Linked DNA regions of Homo sapiens: region 1 is linked to region 2. A link is a loop called in an ENCODE intact Hi-C map of the cell type or tissue named here. Cell type or tissue: IMR-90. All regions are shown on one strand. Links, peaks and the distances in the headings refer to the core of each region. The heading gives the core; the rest is flanking DNA. Region 1 overlaps RFX2 (regulatory factor X2). Region 2 overlaps NDUFA11 (NADH:ubiquinone oxidoreductase subunit A11).

Region 1 (8,567 bases), core at 138-8,137, 130 kb after region 2:
AACCTCCAAGGGGTGGGAAGAGTCAGTCACCCAGCAGGGGCACTGCCCACGTGGGTGTTGAGGATGAAGAGGAGCAAAGCGTAAGCCTCGAAGTGTGGGTCCAACCTCACGTCCTGCCTCTGGGGCAAGCCAGGAGGGCTTCAGACCTCCTGACCACAAGCTCCCCTCCAGCTCTGCTCCTGCAGGTAAGTCCCGTGGCCAAACATCCCTCCTTACCAAAGGGACAGGAGTGGTTCCTGCCACAATCCCTGAGCTTGGATTCCGGTTCCCTGGCCGCCCCTGAATCACTCAAGTAGCCTATCACCTCCTCCTCAGCACCAGGGACCCCTCGCCCTCTTGCTACCACAAAGTCTGCCTCCTGCCGCCTGCAGGGCCCTGTGTGAAGTGCAGTGTCCCCCACCCCCCCGCCATGAGTGCAGGTGATCGTTAGCAGTTGCCATCGTTAGCAGGTGCCAATTTCATCCGTCCAGCATTGGGTGCCATGTGCTTGGCTGTGCCCATAACCACAGGGAGGGACCCCCGCCCTCTTGTCCTTTGAATAAGGGGCAGTTAAAACAAAGGACCCTGAGAAGGGCCCGGAGTGGAGACTTCATCTCTTCCTCACTTGCCTCTTTGGGAAAAGGGACATCAGAGTTTTCACTTTCCATCAAGTCATTCACACCCTTCATCTTCCGACTTTCTGGACTGGACTTTTTCCAATACAATGGAGGCAGTGTTGCTTTTTTCTCCTCCAAAGTCCGGCTCTGGCAGAGTGCTTGGACCCTTAAGAGCTTAAGAGCTCCGGAGTCTTCCCTGTATTTAATGCTATGAATACTATGAACCACAACCTTGATGTTGAAGTTAGTGTGTGAGTATGTGTGTGTGTGTGTGTGTGTGTGTGTGTGTGTATATACTTTTATATACTTTTTTTTTTTTTTAGAGACAGGGATATATATATATATATATATTTAGAGATAGGGTCTCATCCTGTCACCACCCCAGGCTGGAGCGCAGTGGTGCAATCATGGCTCATGCAGCCTCCAACTCCCGGGCTCAAGTGATCCTCCTGCCTCAGCTTCCAGAAGTGTTGGGATGACAGTCGGGAGCTGCAGTGTGGGCCCTGAAGCTTTTCTTCCCAGTGGCTTCACCGTCCGGATTTGTCATGTGTGCTGATTGATTTATCGCCTGTTCCCCGCAGACTATGCTCTCCCTGAGGGTGGAGACGGAGCCAGGTTTGCCCATGTGAGCATCTGCAGGATCCTGGAGATGTCTCAAGCCTGGCAGCAGAGAAAGACTGTCCAAGGAGGTAGATGGGGAGCAACAGAGGGTGTCTGGGTGAAGAAGCCAGAGGCTTCCCTTGGTCATTCTGAGGCTGGGGGCACAGGTGCCACTTCTTAGACTGTCCTCCACAGGCAGCAGGAGCCAAGGCCAGTGACACCACATCTCAAGGAGCCAAATGACGATGCGGATTTTCAGGCTAAAACTGTGAGGCCAGATTTTGCGGGCGGTGAGCTGGAAGGAGCACTGGACTAGGAGTCCTGAGAGGTTAGAGTATAAGACTCCATCCACCAGGAGGACATACTGGCTCACACATAAAAAGAAAGTTTTGGAACAGATGATCCTTCTGCTGTTTACCCCCGAACCCCCAGGCTATTTAAGAGTAGAATCCTTTGCTTGGGTAATTACGTTGACATTGACACTAAAAGGATGCATAGTTGTCTTGACAGCAAGTCCTTCTTGCTCAACATCAAGAAACCACAGAGAAGACTGAAGCGGCTGGAACAGTCGCGTCTATTTCCTCCCTCTTCTGTGTTGATGAACTTCTGGGAGGAGAATGGGGTTAGAACCGAAGTATGGCTTGCAGACTCTGTTCAGGGTCTACGCCTCACCAGCAGGCTGGGAGCCACTTATGCACCGGGCCTTCCCATCCCTCGGTGCTGGAGCCCACACCTGGCGGCACGTCAGACTGCGGCAAGCATCACAGGTCAGTTCCGTGAAACCGACCACGAGGGTCCAGCCGCTCCAACCACACTCGCCCACCTCCCCTGCTCTTGAGGGCTCGGGTACCTTCATGCCAGGAAAGGCAGCAGCTGGACGGAGTCACCTTTCTGGTTTGGGCATGTTCTGCAGTCTGCTTTGTCTGCTGATATTTGCATTCTTTCTGTGTCAATATCAAACACAAATAAGCAGAACGCTTTCCAAGGAAATGTACATGTGTACCCACATTTGCCACAATCTGTCAGGACAGCACACTTCTTGATGAAATGGATCAAATCATTCCTTTTAAGGAAAAAAAATCCCGAAATGCCAGCGCCTCCCTCTCCCCGGCCCCCCAACAAAGGCCTGTGGTTCTGGGCTCTTTGCAGGCACAGCCCCTGTGGACAGATATCCTCACCTGCCGGTGGGAAGGCAGGGATCATGCCCACCTACCTGGCCCCCTTTGTCTCCTAAGATACTTGTTTCTATTCCTGGGGGCAAATTTGCCTGACACTGGCTCCTGGTGGTGAGTTAGAGTCTCACCGGGCCATACACTAGCAGCTCGGGCAGCTATTCCAACCGTCCAGGTGTGCCCTGTGTTGACATAATCCGACTTGGAACATCCACCTTTTCACCCATTCCACAAATATTTACGAGAGCTGGCTCTATGCCAGGCCTTGTTTAGGTGCTGGGGATGCAACGGCGAATAAAAGACAAAAACCCCTGCCCCCTGGAAGCGTCCGTTCTTGTCTGGCAGAGACCCACAATAAATAAGTAAAATGAACCGAATGAGGGCTGATGCCGAGTGCCGTCAGAGAAATTCACCTGGGAAAGGGGATGGGGTCGCCGCCACGGAGGGACTGGAGGGAGGACTGCAACGGTATAGTAAGTTGAGGTGGGGTGGGGGTGTCAGGCAGGGCTCACTGAGAAAGTGCCCACTGAGTGAAGACTCAGAGGAGGTGAGGGGGAGCCTGGGGAAGAGAGCTTCAGGCAGAGGGCCCCACAGTGCAAAGGCCCTGGGGCAGGTCCGAGCCTGGTGCATTGGAGGAATAGCGAGGAGGCCCGTGTGGCTGGAGCACAGTGAGGAGTGGGAGAGAGCGGGTCCTGCAGGGCCTTGTGGGCCATTTTGACAACACTCGGTTCTACTTGGAGGGCCAAGGGGAGCCCTGGAGGCTTCCAAGCAGAGCAGTGTGGCGATCTGACCTGGGTTTTAGCAGGATCACTCTGGTGGCTGCTGTGAGAAGGGGCTGGAGGCTGGGTAGGGGTGGGTGCTGACGGCTGGCTAGGAGGTGGCCGAAAGAATCCACAGGGACAGTGGCGGCTCGGGAAGTAGTCGAAGTGGAGGAGGTGGGGGGTGCCACCTGGTTCTGGATCTTTCTTGAAGGTGAGGTTGAAGAGCATCTGGGGGTGGGCATGAGAGGAGCAAGGAGGCGAGGACGCAGTGGGGTTGGGGGCCGAGCGCCTGGAAGATTGGCTGCCCCTGCCTCAGATGGGACCGTGGGCGGGAGGCGCAGGGGTTGTGGGAGGCGCAGGGGTTGTTGAGGGTGGAGGCCACGCACTGAGCTAAGACACTAATCCGAGGCAGGCAGGAATTCCAAGGGAAAACAGCGGCACTTCTGGACAGAGGCCCCTTCTGAGGAGCTGCCGGCTCTAGCAACCCCACTGTGGCCTGCAGGACAGCACGGCCATCGTGCCAGGCTACACAGGTCACCAGCTGAAGGCTAAATGACCTTTGACAATGTGTGTTTCTTGATTTCAAAGCAAAAAGTCACATAACCCAAATACGACTCTTCCACACGCAGCTCTCTCCCGCAGGGTGTGCAAGTGATGTGTTTACTTTAGCAGACAGCGCCACCTCATGGTGACAGAGACTCGGTGAACCTGCTACGGGGTCCCGGTCGGCTGGTAGCCTGAGGGCAGCCCGGTGGCCCCCAGGGGCTGAGGCCGCCTCTTCTGCTCAAGTCGGTGGCCTGCCACACCCGGTCGGGTGAAGACATGTTTCATCCCCAGCCCCGGCTCCGTCCCCTTCCCTCTGGAAGAGCTAATCCCCATTTTCACGGCGCCATATCATGCCCTTTTCCAGTTTGGACACTGCTAGGGGGCCTCCTCCTCCCTGGGAGTTTCCACGCCAGGCTGACCATCAGCTGGCTGGAAGGTTCTTCCAATGTGCAGACCTCCAGGCCCTGCAGACCCCCTGGGTCCAAGCCCCTAGAGGGGAGGCCTGGGAAGCTCCTGTTGACCGGCTGGGTCTGGACAATGCTGTCTCGTTTTACCAGGCTCCCAGCACCTGAATACACCTTCCCTCCTGAGACAGCGCAGAGGAGGGAACCAGCTCCGCGGAACACGTGGCCAGCTCCGCTCAGAGATGTCTGTGAGGGGTTCCCTAGGTGGGTTTCCCACGTCTTCCACCTTCTGCCCTCAAATGCTAAGCTCCCTGGAGTGACTTTTCCTCCTTTTTTACTCCCTATGTTCGGCACTGACCTGGCCAGAACCCTGCACACGGTAGACGGTGGTCTGACGTCACCAGCTGGCAGCAAGGAAGAGGCGCACAGGCCCTGCTGCTGGGGCGACCTGCCTGGGGCTGTCTGAGAAGGGAGGTCTGGGAGGCCACTGGGAAAATGGGTCTCCAGGGCCCAGCTGCTCCCACACACTTGGCTTATCTGCCACAGGGTCAGGCTGGCAGGGGAGGTGGCACTGTGGCTGTGCCCCCGCCTGACCTGCAGAAGGCCGCTGCCCACCACGACCTCAGTCTCAGCCACAGGCAGCCCTGGGGACAATCGTTGCAAGGGCACGTCACCCCGTCCATCAGCAGATCACGTGCTTTAACTCCTCTCTTCCTCTCTGGCTCTCACATTTGCCAAAACAAGATCTAAGTTTATTCTGCCCGTGTGTGTGGTGAACTTTTTAGAAAGATCTTATTTTACTTCCTTTGCTTCGAGTCACCAAGCCCGGAATCTTACTGATCACAGCTCATGACAGAAGGAAACAACTCAACAGCGAATCATCAGTGAGTAAAAGAAACGAGAGATTTTACCTTCAGCTCGGGAATACGAATCTTCATCGGGGAAGCGACCTGAGAAAGTCTGCCTTTCGGATGAAGTGTTAGAAAGCAGGAAGGATCCCAGCAGCCAGAGACAAGCGGCTCATGCATTTTCCCATAGACATTTTTTCTTTTTTTTTTTTGAGATGGAGTCTCGCTCTGTCTCCCAGGCTGGAGTGCAGTGGCGCAATCTCAGCTCACTGCAACCTCCGTCTCCCAGGTTCAAGCGATTCTCCTGTCTCAGCCTCCAGAGTAGCTGGGACTACAGGCATGTGCCACCACGCCCGGCTAATATTTGTATTTTTGGTAGAGATGGGGTTTCGTCATGTTGGTCAGGCTGGTCTGGAACTCCTGACCTCAAGTGGTACACCCGCCTTGGTCTCCCAAACTGCTGGGATTACAGGCGTGAGCCACCGTGCCCAGCCCATTTTCCCATAGACATTTTAACTCTCCCGTGGACTTGCTGCCTGTCCAGGCTCTGCACCCCCATCCTGCCTGGGTCACGCAGCCCTCTCGCCCAGGGCTGATACCCTGGACCCGCATGGGTTTGCGTTCAGGCTGAAGATGGCCTGATCCTTGCTGAATGGGGAATGGTATTCTGCACATTTTCCCATGTATGTGCTCTGAGTTTAAGACTGGGGGCTGGGGAGATCCTCTCTCCAAGCACGTGTGGAAGACTCCCTTCTCCCTGAGTTCATCTACAGGGAGGATGTCATCCAGCAGTGACAGATGACAGGATGACCATGTCCTACCCAGCCTGGAGAGGGGCGGGGCACTGAGCAGGGGTCTGGCATGGTGTTTGTTTTGTTTTGTCTTTTTTGCTTCAAGACAATCGGCAGAAGGAAATATTTCTGCCATTTCTTCTAGTGACCAGCCCCCTGAGGCAAAGGGCAGAGGCCTCGTCAGGGGCTGCGGTGAGCAGGTGACCACACCTGTACCTAACCCATAACCCAGGTTTCTGGACCTGTCCTACATCACTTTCTGCCCCCAGAATCACTCACTGCCTTTTGATAACGCCTCATTTTACACATCGGCCAGCACAGAAGTCAGGATGGAATCACAGTGAGGACGGGAGTGAGGACGGGATCACGGTGAGGACGGGAGTGAGGACGGGATCACGGTGAGGACGGGAGTGAGGACGGGATCACGGTGAGGACGGGAGTGAGGACGGGATCACGGTGAGGACGGGAGTGAGGACGGGATCACGGTGAGGACGGGAGTGAGGACGGGATCACGGTGAGGACGGGAGTCAGGACGGGATCACGGTGAGGACGGGAGTCAGGACGGGATCACGGTGAGGACGGGAGTCAGGACGGGATCACGGTGATGACTGGGGTCCACTGAAGGGGACTTCTTCTCTGATGTCTGAATTCTCAAGAGAATGTCAGAGCCCAGTTTAAGTGCTAGAGAGCAACTACTAGAAGGACATTCTGACTTCGATGGCCCGTCCCAGTGTTAAGATGCCGAACACATTTCCAGCTATGTGCAAAACCGAATCAAGAGCGTTTGGGGAGAAGTGAAAGCGATGAGTCTGAGGGGGCCAGAGCTTTCCTTCTCTGTTGTCCCTGGAAATAAAGACGGAGCCTGCCACGTCCCCCAGTCCCATCCTGCTACAGGGCTGTGCAGAGCTGAGATGCCCCCAACCTCCTGTCATGGGGACTGTGATCACGGTCTTCTCCCAAGAGACAAGGGGAGGAGAAAAATCCTAGACGCTAAAATCTGTATGAATTAGCTGCTTTATGCTTTTCTCAAATTACTGTTTCTTTCCAAGAGAGGATCCCAAGAAAATTAGCTAAGAGTCTAAGGCATTCCCGATCCTATGTCATTTTCTCTCTTTTTTGTTGCTGTTGCTGATTTTTGTATTGTTTTTATTTTTCATATATAACTATACTGCTTATCACCTGCCAGGTATTGTTGAAAGTATTTTACGTACATTAAATAATTTACTCCCTATGACAACCCGAGGAGGTAGGTGTTGTTATTATCTACCTTTTACAAATAAAGAATCTGTCTTGATTTCTCCTTCATTGCTGAAGGGTATTTTTTGCTGGATGTAGGATTCTAGATTGGCTTCCCCTCAACCACCTTTCACAAATGACACTTTAAAGGTGTCATTTTATTGTCTTCTTCTTTTTTTTTTTTTTTTTTTGAGATGGAGTCTCACTCTGTTGCCCAGGCTGGACTGCAGTGGCGTGATCTCGGCTCACTGCAACCTCTGCCTCCCGGGTTCAAGCGATTCTCCTGCCTCAGCCTCCCAAGTAGCTGGGATTACAGGCGCCCACCACCATGCCCAGCTAATTTTTCTATTTTAATAGAGACGGGGTTTCACCATGTTGGCCAGGCTGGTCTCAAACTCCTGACTTCAAGTGATCCACCCGCCTTGGCCTCCCAAAGTGCTGGGATTACAGGTGTGAGCCACCGCACCTGGTTGCCTTCATTTGTCTTAAAAATGTCTATGCAGGTTACAAGCAGAGCAGGGACAGGTTGCCAGGTCAGACGCACACTTACATGGCTGTTGAGTAAACCGCTTTTGTGTGATGTGATTCCTTCGCTTTTTTGGAGGTTTTCAATCGCCATTTCAAGCTAAAGAAAATGTGTGCAGAAACAAAACAAAACAAAATGGAAAAAAAAAAAAAGGAAATCAGATGGTTAGCATCAGCCAAGATTTGTTTTTATTAATATCCAAATAATGATTCGAGCTCCTACAAAATAAAAATGAGGCTCCACGCAGGCAGGGCGGGGGTGAGTTAAATTGTGCATGAAAGCTGCGGTAGGGAGTGTTGCTTCGCACACGTAGGTAAGCCCGAGAGCCCGTCCAACAGAAGCAGCAGAAATCATGTTGTAAAAACTTGCTACTGAACTTTAACCTGGCATATGTGTGTGCACGCCGTAGCATTAATATGCAGCCACTGCATCCATTCCAGTGTCAGCCAAGCCAGCATCATAGTCACCTGCTCCTTTCCCCACGCCACATCGATGGGGAACCAGAATGAAAGCAAGGAGAGATGGCAGCCTTGACTCCCCAGCCAGGCTGTCCTGTCGCAAATCCCAGGGTCTCCCCGCTGCTGGAGGCTTTGGGAAAATAGCAGCGAGGCCAAAGACTCAGACCCTGCCACCAGGAGGCCGTAGGATCCAGGGCCACTGGACACTGTCTGGCGAATGTTTACCCAGTGGGAGCTGTGCGAAGAAGATTTTTGGAAAAGAGAAAAGAGTTTTGGAAGAAAGAGTTGGGCAGCTAACAGCAGAACTTCCTGGAGGAAGGGGCTTTTGAGTTGGATCCTGAAGGACCTGATGGAGGTGGGGAGGGAGGTGGGCGGCAGGTCCACGCGATGGAGGAGGCACACAGCTGTGCGTGGCCACTAAGGCATTCGCACGCATTTGGTTTGTCCTAGACTCGCACACGGAAAACAGCGACGTAAAATCTGCTGCAGCCCACCCTGACGACCAGAGGACTGAAGCGGGAGGAGATGAACTTGAAGTATATGCTTCCTTTCTTAAGGAGGCCAAAGACTTGACACTTCTGCAAAGAGCAGGTTGAGTGTGTATTTCAGAGAGCAGGCGAGCGGAGCTG
Region 2 (8,567 bases), core at 455-8,454:
TGGGTGACAATGTGAGAGAGCAAGACTCTGTCTCAAAAAACCAAACTAAACAAAAAAAAAGAAAAGAAAAAAAAAGAAACAAAAACAAAAACAAAAAACAACAAATTAACTGAGTGTGGTGGTGGGCACCTGTAATCCCAGATACTCGGGAGGCTGAGGCTGGAGAATCGCTTGAACCCCTAGGCGGCAGAGACTCAGTGTCAAAAAAAAAAAAAAAAAAAAAGTCTCATGGGACTCCCTTCACATATGTGGTCCGTCAGTGACCGAAATGCTGTTATACTGCACATGACTGTTTGCTGAATGAACTCTGAGTCTTGCCCCCGGGTCTGGAGGGCTTCTCTTCCCGTGCCTTCCCGCACTCCACTGCAGCCATCATCTCATGTGGGGAGAGTGAGAAGGACCCTGATCCCCCTCCGAGAGCCTATACCACCCAGGCAGCAAAGCAGGGCCAGGCAGGGTGCACAGCCACCCCCAAGTGGTTCTCAGGCCCCACCTCTGGACCTCCTACCCTTTGCAGACCTGGAGATTCATTCATTTGTTTATCCATTCATTCATTCCACACATAGTTCTGGAGCCCTGCTGCGTTCCTCGGCTGGGTGCCGGGGTGTAGGCAGAGGATATAACAGCCAGGATACGTCCCAGTCCTCAAGGAGGTGCACATAAATAACACACGTGATGGTGACGTGGGACTTAGAAACTGGCAGGGGCTACGGGCAAAACTAGAAGGCAAATGAGTGTGGAGTGCTGGTGGCCTGGGGACGGGGGATGAGGAGGTGGCTTGTGAGCTGAGAATTGAAGGAGGTGAGGGGTGAGCTTGGGGACATCTAGGGGACAGGCATTGCAGGCAGAGGGTATGGACTATGCAAAGGCCCTAGGGCAGGACTGTGCCAGGGGTTTTGGAGGAAGAGTGAGGAGGCTGGTGGGGCTGGAGCAGTGAAGAGGGGAGGGGAGGAGAGGGAGGGGAGGGAGAGGAGGGGTCGGGACACACAGGGCATAGTGGGCTGTAGAGAGGATTTGGGCTTTTCCCCCAAGTGGGGTGGGAGCCATGGAGGACTGTGGGCAGGGGAGGGGCGGGACCTGACTTAGGGGCTCACAGGCGCCTTCTGGCTCAGGGGGTAGCCGGGTGACCAGGGCAGAGGGGACTACGCTTGTCGTGATGATGGAATCAGACTAGAGGCAGATCTGGGACAGATTCTGAAGGCAAAGGGGCTCGAGATGCGGGGAGGGCGGGAGCAGCTCTTCAGTCCCAGGAGGGGCACACATCAGCCCCGTGGGGTCTTCTCAGCTGTGTCCCACCCCAATCATGTCAAACACATTTATAGGAGCCCACAGCCCACACTCAACACAAGTTTAAAGGAGTACAGTTGTGCTCAAGTTGGCAGCGAAAACACCTTCCTTTCTCAGTGAGGTATTTTCTTTTTTTTTTTTTTTGAGACGGAGTCTCACTCTGTCGCCCAAGCTGGAGTGCAGTGGCGTGATCTTGGCTCACTGCAAGCTCCGCCTCCCGGGTTCACGCCATTCTCGTGCCTCAGCCTCCCGAGTAGCTGGGACTACAGACGCCCGCCACCATGCCAGACTGTTTTTGTATTCTTAGTAGAGACAGGGTTTCACCGTGTTAGTCAGGATGGTCTCAATCTCCTGACCTTGTGATCCGCCCGCCTCGGCCTCCCAAAGTGCTGGGATTACAGGCGTGAGCCACCGCGCCCAGCCCTTAGTGGGGTGTTTTCGCTCCAATCTCCAAGACCACTAAGAAAGTCTTAAAGGAACAAATTGCCATTTTCCAAACAATAGCTATTCTTAGGAGAAGTAACACTTCTTTTAGCTACTGCCAGGCCCTGGGAAGTCACCTCCCGGGCCTCAGTTTCCTCATCTGTAAAATAGGACTAATGCCTAACAGAGCTCACGCACGGCTGCGCAGACTAAAATGAGCCAAAAATAATAATAACAACTGCACCTGCCTGGCAGGTGGGAAAAGCTTGATGTTCCCCACCCCCACCCCCCTTTTTTTTGTCTTGTGAATGTTTTCTTGGCTCACCCAAGAGCTTAGAGACCCCCGGCGGCGGGGCCTGGGTCAGCGCCAGCCCAGGCCAGCGTTATTTATTTATTTATTTTTGATACAAAGTCTCGCTCACTGTCTCCCAGGCTGGAGTACAGTGACATGATCTCGGCTCACTGCAACCTCCACCTCCCAGGTTCAAGGGATTCTCATGCCTCAGCCTCCCAAGTAGCTGGGATTACAGGTGCCTGCCACCACACCTGGCTTATTTTTGTATAGTAGAGACAGGGTTTCACTGTGTTGGCCAGGGTGGTCTGAAACTCCTGACCTCAAGTGATCCCCCAGCCTCGGCCTCCCAAAGTACTGGGATTACAGGCCTGAGCCACGGCGCAGGGCCAGGCCGGTGTTCTTGGAGCCTTGTCTCTGCTGGGGATGTGTCTCCAGGGATGGATTCTCGGGAAGCAAGTGTGTGCCCTGCAGCCCCCAGGCACCTCTCCTGGACCAGGAGGCCCCTGATCGCCCACTGCTCTCCCTCACAGCAGGCCTCTGCTGTTGCTGTGTGCTCTGCCTGGACCAGCCTCCCGCTGGGTACACATGGAAAAGCCTCTTCATCCTTGGGCCCTCTCTGCTGTGCCGCCTCCTCCTCTAGGAAGCCCTCCTAGCTCCCCAGGGAGGCTCTGCCCCTCCTCAGTTCCAGCCCTGACTGCCTGGGGCTGGGAAGGGCTCCATGAAGTTCAAGGTAAACTCAGGAAGGGTCCCCCACAGCCCCTCAGGGAGCCTGCTGGGACCGATGTTCCAGACGGGGGCCCTCTTGTGTGTGGGGTGGGAGTGACGTCAGCCCTCCACAACCTAGTAAATGTTTATGGGCCGGGGGGCCTCGGCTTTGGGGTTCCCTGGAGCCCAGCAAGAGACCACCCCCTCGTGTTCCATTCTGGGGGGCCCGTCCTGCAGGCGAGGTGGGGGCGCCTGGCAGGCCTGCGCCAACCCTGGCGGCTAGCCCGGAATGGGCTGGGTGGGCGGCGAGCACAGCTCCTGGTCTGAGCCGTCGGCTCCCTTGAACACAGGGAGGCACCTGGGGCTGGGAGGTGCGAAGGGGCGTGCGGCCTTTAAATTTCAAGCTCCACTACCCAGGGTGGGCCTCAGCGCGCGCATCCGTGGAAGAGGGCTAAGAGATCTGGTACAGGGTTTGGGCCGCACACGGGCCTGGAGGGCCGGGGAAGGGCTTGCAGGGGGCGGAGGCCTGCGTGGAACCAGTCCCAGAAGCGGCCATGGTGCAGGGCTGAGGGTGACCGTCGTGGGGACGTGGACTAGTCTTTCCTCCTGTCCAGCCTTCGGTGTCCTTGGCTGGAGGTTTGGGGCTGTATTGCCCATTCCTAGAAGCCATCACTTCCCGGCTGCGGTGGGCAGGATGCATGGGAAGGAAGGGGGATGAGGGACAGACAAGGCCTGGAGTGCGGAGGAAGGGATGGAATCTGACGCCTGTGGTCACCGCGGGGCTGGGGGCCTGGGGATGACCGCCCGGGTCCACACTGCCCAGCAGGCCGTGCTGTGGTGGGCGCTGCCCCCTGCCGGCCGCAGTAGAGACAGAGGCCGGTGCCCTCGAGTGGATGCGATGCCCGTGAGTGGATGGGATGCCTGCAGGGAGGTGGAATCGTCTTTCTTTGTGGGGCATCTCTGAGGGGCCCTTATTCCCATTTACCAGGTGGGAAAGCTGAGGCCTGGGTGCTGCCGTCCTCTGAGGACAGAACAAGGAAAGAATCAAGTTCTGGGGTTCGAACCCAGAGTGTTTAACAATGACTCTATTAGGGCTTGGACAGGTGTCAGGGCCCCTGCCCCTCTGGGTGCGGGGTGGGTGTGTCCGCCCTTTCTCAGGGAGCCCGAGGCCCGGGCACCCAGCTCCGGAAGTGGACGTGACCCTGAGCTGTTGCATGCCCCCCTTGTGCTGGAACACGCGTGGACATCTGTGCTCTCTCCAGAGAGGACTTCGAGGCAGGCGCTGGAAGAAGGGACCCAGAATCTCTGTACACAGTGGCTCATGCCTATAATCCCAGCACTCTGGGAGGCTGAGGTGTGAGGACTGCTCGAGGCCAGGAGTTTGAGACCAGCCTGCACAACACAGTGAGATCCTGTCTCTACAAAAAATAAAAATAAAAACAATTAGCTGGCTGTAGTGGTGCACACCTGCAGTCCCAGCTACCAGGGAGGCTGAGATGAGAGAGTCGCATAAGCCAGGAAGGTCAAGGTTCCAGTGAGCCATGATCCTGCCACTGCCCTCCAGCTTGAGAGACAGAGCAAGACTATGTCTCAAAAAGACGAATTTTTGGTAGAGACAGGGTCTCACTGCGTTGCCCAGGCTGGTTCCAAGCTCCTGGCCTCAAGCAATCCTCCCACCTCAACCTCCAAAAGTGCTGAGATTACAGGCTCAAACCACCAGGCCCAGCCTACAACATTTTTTAAAAAAATTAACCAGGCATAGTGGCGGTGGCCATAGTCCTGGCTACTCGGGAGGCTGAGGTGGGAGGATTGCTTGGGCCCGGGAGTTCCAGGCTGAGTTACTACTCGGGGGTGGACAGAGAAGGATATGAGGCTGAAAGTGAAGTTTGGCTTTTCACATCTAGGCCCCGCGGATGGGCTTGAGAAAAGGGAAGAGATGGGGCCGGATACGGGTCAGGAGGGCCATAGCCAGCCCTGCCGGTTCCTGCTGTCCCCGGCCCACCAGCAGGGCCCAGATCCATCCCAGCCAGGGCTGTGCACAGCTCCGCTCCCCTGGGTGGAGCCTGGAGCGCCCTAATTTGCAGCCCACCGCAGCATGTGGGAGCTTGCAGGCTTCCTCTCCAGCTGCCAGGGAGCATGAGCCAGTTCTGGAGAAGGGGCCCGGGGTGGTGCCAGCATTCCAGGGCCACCTAAATCACTGGCCTGACAGGTGGCAGGAAGGGATCGCAATTCTTTCCCTTGTCGCTGCCACCAGCCAGGTGCTGAGGGGGGTCCTGTCCCGCTCTGCCCTAGCCCCAGGGGCTGCGAGTGACCTGCCGGATGGGGACGGCTGCTGGACCAGCCTGTCCGGGGCTCTCCGCTCCAGTGCCCAGGAATTTGGAGACAGGGCCTGGGCGTGTTTTCCACATGTTGTTGGCTTTGGGGACAGGCCCAGAGAAAGGATGGCTCAAGATCTGCAGGGGGGTTGTGACCAGAGCCCACAGCGCTGAGGGAAGGGCTGTGGGCGGCAGGGCCCATTTTCCACTTGCTGGCAGGTCACTGGCACGCTCCTGCCCTGCCCTGGGAACTGGGGGAAGCAGAGGCTGGGGCGCATCCCAGCCGTCTCCCCTCCTGGGCTCCCGATGGCCCCAGCCTGATGCACTACCAGTTCTGTGGGGCCAGGCTGGTACCCTTGGCAGGGACGGCAGGCGGCAGGCAGGCGCGTGTGCAGGGGGCCTTATCTTATCTCCCTTCCTCACTCCCTCCCAGATCCGCCCTCACCGGCTGCTGTGTCGCCGTCATCAAGCCCTCCGGACACTGACACACACACAGACACAGAATTTATTTCTGGACGCATTCTGCAGGCTGGAGGTCCCGGCAGGCACAGGGCTCACACCTTGGGTTTTGCAAACACCTCCCAGCCCTCCAGCCGGCCCATCTTGACCAGGGAGGCCGCTATGCCAAAGTACACGCAGGCGGCGGCGCCAATCCCGTAGTTGTGCGCTGTGGGAGTGGGGAGGTGATGTCAGGCCCGGGTGGGGCTCGGCCGGACCAAGACGCTCCACGCCCTGGCCGGTGCCCACCCTGGGAGCCAGACTGAGACCCCTGACAGGACACTCTCTTCAGGGATTAAGTCACTCAGGAAGAGGGCCCTAGACTCTGGAGATGTGGAAACTGATGCACAGAGGGAGGCCGGAGTCCAGGTTGCTTCCCAGCAGGAACCCAGGCTGTGGGTCCTCATCCCGCCCCACACTGACTTCCCCCTGCGAGGACACCGTGCTGCCCCCAGCTGGGGCTGGGGCAAGGCTGGGCACCGGGCCATGGTGACACATCGGTGTGTCTCAGTCTCTCCTTTGCCCATGGATGCCAGGGCCAGGCCACGCATCTGTCCCGTGGTCTGTGTACCGAGGAGCCCCGACAGTGCCCCCACTTCTCCAGGCTCTCCTGCTCCGAAGCCTCCGGGCCAGAGGAGGAAGGAGGTGTGTCCCCACACACCAGGACCTAAAGGGACTCACACTCTTTGAAGAGAGACAGGGAGGCTGGCTTGGGGACAGGGAGCAGTTCCAGCCTGAGCTGGGCTACAGTCAAGACCTCAACCCACCTGCAACCTCTGACCAGTTCCAGTGGGAGCTGGGGAGGGACAAGGCCTCCCCAAGGTCTTGACGCAGAGACAGCAGTGACGGCGTACGCCCTGCCCTCGCACCCTCCCTCTCTGCCTGCCTGGAACCTGCCATTCATCACTCCCAACATGCCAGGCCAGAGCGGCTGAGCTGCAAGAGGGCTCGTTCACTCCTCCCGCTGGCCCTGAGGGCCCGAGCCTTGGCGGGCTGGGGGTAGGCCAGGGGCACAGGCGGGCACTGACGCTGAGCCCGGGCCCATGGGAGGGCAGGAGTGATGTCTGGCTCATGCTCCAGACGGGCTCCCCTGTGCCAAGCGTGGCCTTCTCCACCAGGGCTGCACCCTCTGATGGCTGCAAAGAAGGCCACTTGCTCCTCCAGGTGACCTCGGGCCACTTAATTCCCTCCCTGAGCCCTAATACCCTTTTCTGTAAAGTGAAGGTTGCGGGGGCAGCTCCCCTGCAGGGCTCCAGGTGCAGGGAGAGAGATGGCAGGGCGAGACTCCATCCATCCTCCTCTCTGACTCACAGGCCAGTGGCAGAGACAGGGGGTGACCTTGGTGACCTGTGTCCTCTGACAAGGCACACAGAAGGAAGGCGGCACAGAGCGAGGGCGGCGGGGATGCTGGCTTGTACACAGGGTGGTCAGGACAGTGAGGGGAACAGCATTCCACGCAGTGCACTGCCCATGCAAAGGCCCTGGGGCAGGACTGTACCTGGCATGTGGGAGGAGCAGTGAGGAGGCCCGTGTGGCTGGAGCAGAGTGAGGAGGGGAGGGTGGGGAGGGGACAGGGCAGGTCAGGGAGGGCCACAGTAGGTGCTTAAGCAGCAGCAGCAGCTGTCGCTATGACTGAAATGGCTGGTGTTCAAGAAGGCTGCTTTACTTCTTGTCCGGGATGGAACAGAGAGGGTGGAGGATGAGCAGAGGTCAGGGGTCATTCTGCCAGGCTGGGAGGAGGGTGGGGGTGGGGAGGGGGCCACTCACTGCGTGCTCCCAGAGTCAGGCCTCCGGCGCAGCCACCGAGGAAGTAGTTCAGGGGGTCGTCGGGCTTCTCGCGGACATGGGCGCTGATGCAGGTGGTGAGGCCAAACACGGCCCCGACAGCAGCTGCGGGGTAGACGGGAAGAGCAAGGGCCTCGAGACGGGCACAGCAGGAGCCTCTTGGGCGCTCACTGCCAGTGTCTGGATGGAGAGAGATGCCACGAGTCGGCTGCTCGCTGTGCATGGCAGCCTCCTGGCCCCAGTCCTGGAGCTGTTCTCCTGGGCCTCCCCACCCTACATGTATTCCTGATAAAGGAACACCCCACTTTCTCCGGATGGCCAGCACTGTGGACACGGGCTGGGGAGTCAGAGAGAAGAGGCAGCCGTCAAATGTGCTCTGAGAGCTGGGGCTGTGCCAGGAGAGGGCCCAGCCATGCCCAGCCCAGCGTGCTCACCTGCAGTGAACGTGTATTGTCCAACCTTAGCCACTCCTTCAAGGAAGGTGCCCGGAGGATTGAGTGTGACTCTGTAGGCAGCGGCGGTCAGGCCTGCGAGACAGAGGAGGGAGGCTGTTCAGACCCCACTGCTGCTAAGCCCTTGCTTGGCCGGGCACCCCACTGGGTGGTCTCCCTCCCTCAGTCCTCACGATGCCCCCCTTCTTTGCCCATAGTGTCCCCGGCTGCTGAGTGGCAGAGCTGGATTTGAACTCGGGTTTGCTGCTCCAAAACTGGGGGGCCTCTCACTTCCTTCCCCACTCCCCGCCAGGCCTTCCTTGGCCACTTTCTCAAGCCTGACCAGTACTGGCTCCTGCAGAGCACCTGCTGGGCGCCCATCAGCCATGCTGGCCCTGGCAGGGCACCGGCCGGCAGACGGAGACTCATCCACGTGGTGGACACAAGAACAGGCCTGAGACCTCAGTTCTGCGGCTGCTTCCAGCCTCACACCGCCAGCTCAGCGGCGCCCCCCACGGGCCCTGGCACCAGGGCCCCAGCTCCAGGTTCCCATCAATGGCTCTATTCTCCTGTGGGGCCCGGGGCTCCTGGGCCTAATCCCCCTTGGCAGTGGCTCTGCTTCCCTGCCTGGCTGCCAACGCCTCCTCCTTGCCACTCTCGACCCCCTCCTGCTGGCAGCTCGGGCCTGGGCTCGTCCTGCACACCTGGCTGTCTGGCTGCCGCCCCCGCCACCCAGCCTCGCCACTCCGGTCAGCTTTTCCATCTCTGCCATTTCCCAGGCCGCCTGGCCCCTGACATTGGCTTCTATGCATGAGGAGCTTGGGCCGG

The links. Peaks named below come from ENCODE experiments on the same cell type or tissue, not always from the same donor. Only the 100,000 strongest peaks of a DNase experiment are listed, where the experiment ranks them.
Region 1: it touches region 2 in a loop (12-fold over the local background); 3 of 110 quality-filtered maps call a loop at or near these places.

Annotation. Positions count from the first base shown.
Region 1 is chr19:6,018,659-6,027,225 of GRCh38, forward strand. RFX2 (regulatory factor X2) reads right to left here. Exons shown (of 18, transcript NM_000635.4): 6 at 7,505-7,579. It overlaps RANBP3-DT (RANBP3 divergent transcript), which reads left to right. Exons shown (of 4, transcript NR_046376.1): 3 at 1,178-1,285; 4 at 1,392-1,705. Among named protein-coding and RNA genes, the nearest start is that of RFX2-AS1, 40 kb to the right of the region's middle. RefSeq lists an enhancer at 1-229. In IMR-90, for the core only: a CTCF peak has its summit at 3,801 (motif pointing left); DNase peaks (open chromatin) are centred at 3,783 and 4,903; H3K27ac peaks cover 749 bases.
Region 2 is chr19:5,889,163-5,897,729 of GRCh38, forward strand. It overlaps NDUFA11 (NADH:ubiquinone oxidoreductase subunit A11), which reads right to left. Exons shown (of 4, transcript NM_175614.5): 2 at 7,743-7,835; 3 at 7,291-7,413; 4 at 5,513-5,692. The coding sequence ends at 5,580. Among named protein-coding and RNA genes, the nearest start is that of NDUFA11, 10 kb to the right of the region's middle. RefSeq lists an enhancer at 3,094-3,900 and silencers at 3,516-3,575, 4,142-4,342. In IMR-90, for the core only: a CTCF peak has its summit at 3,560 (motif pointing left); a DNase peak (open chromatin) is centred at 639; H3K27ac peaks cover 664 bases.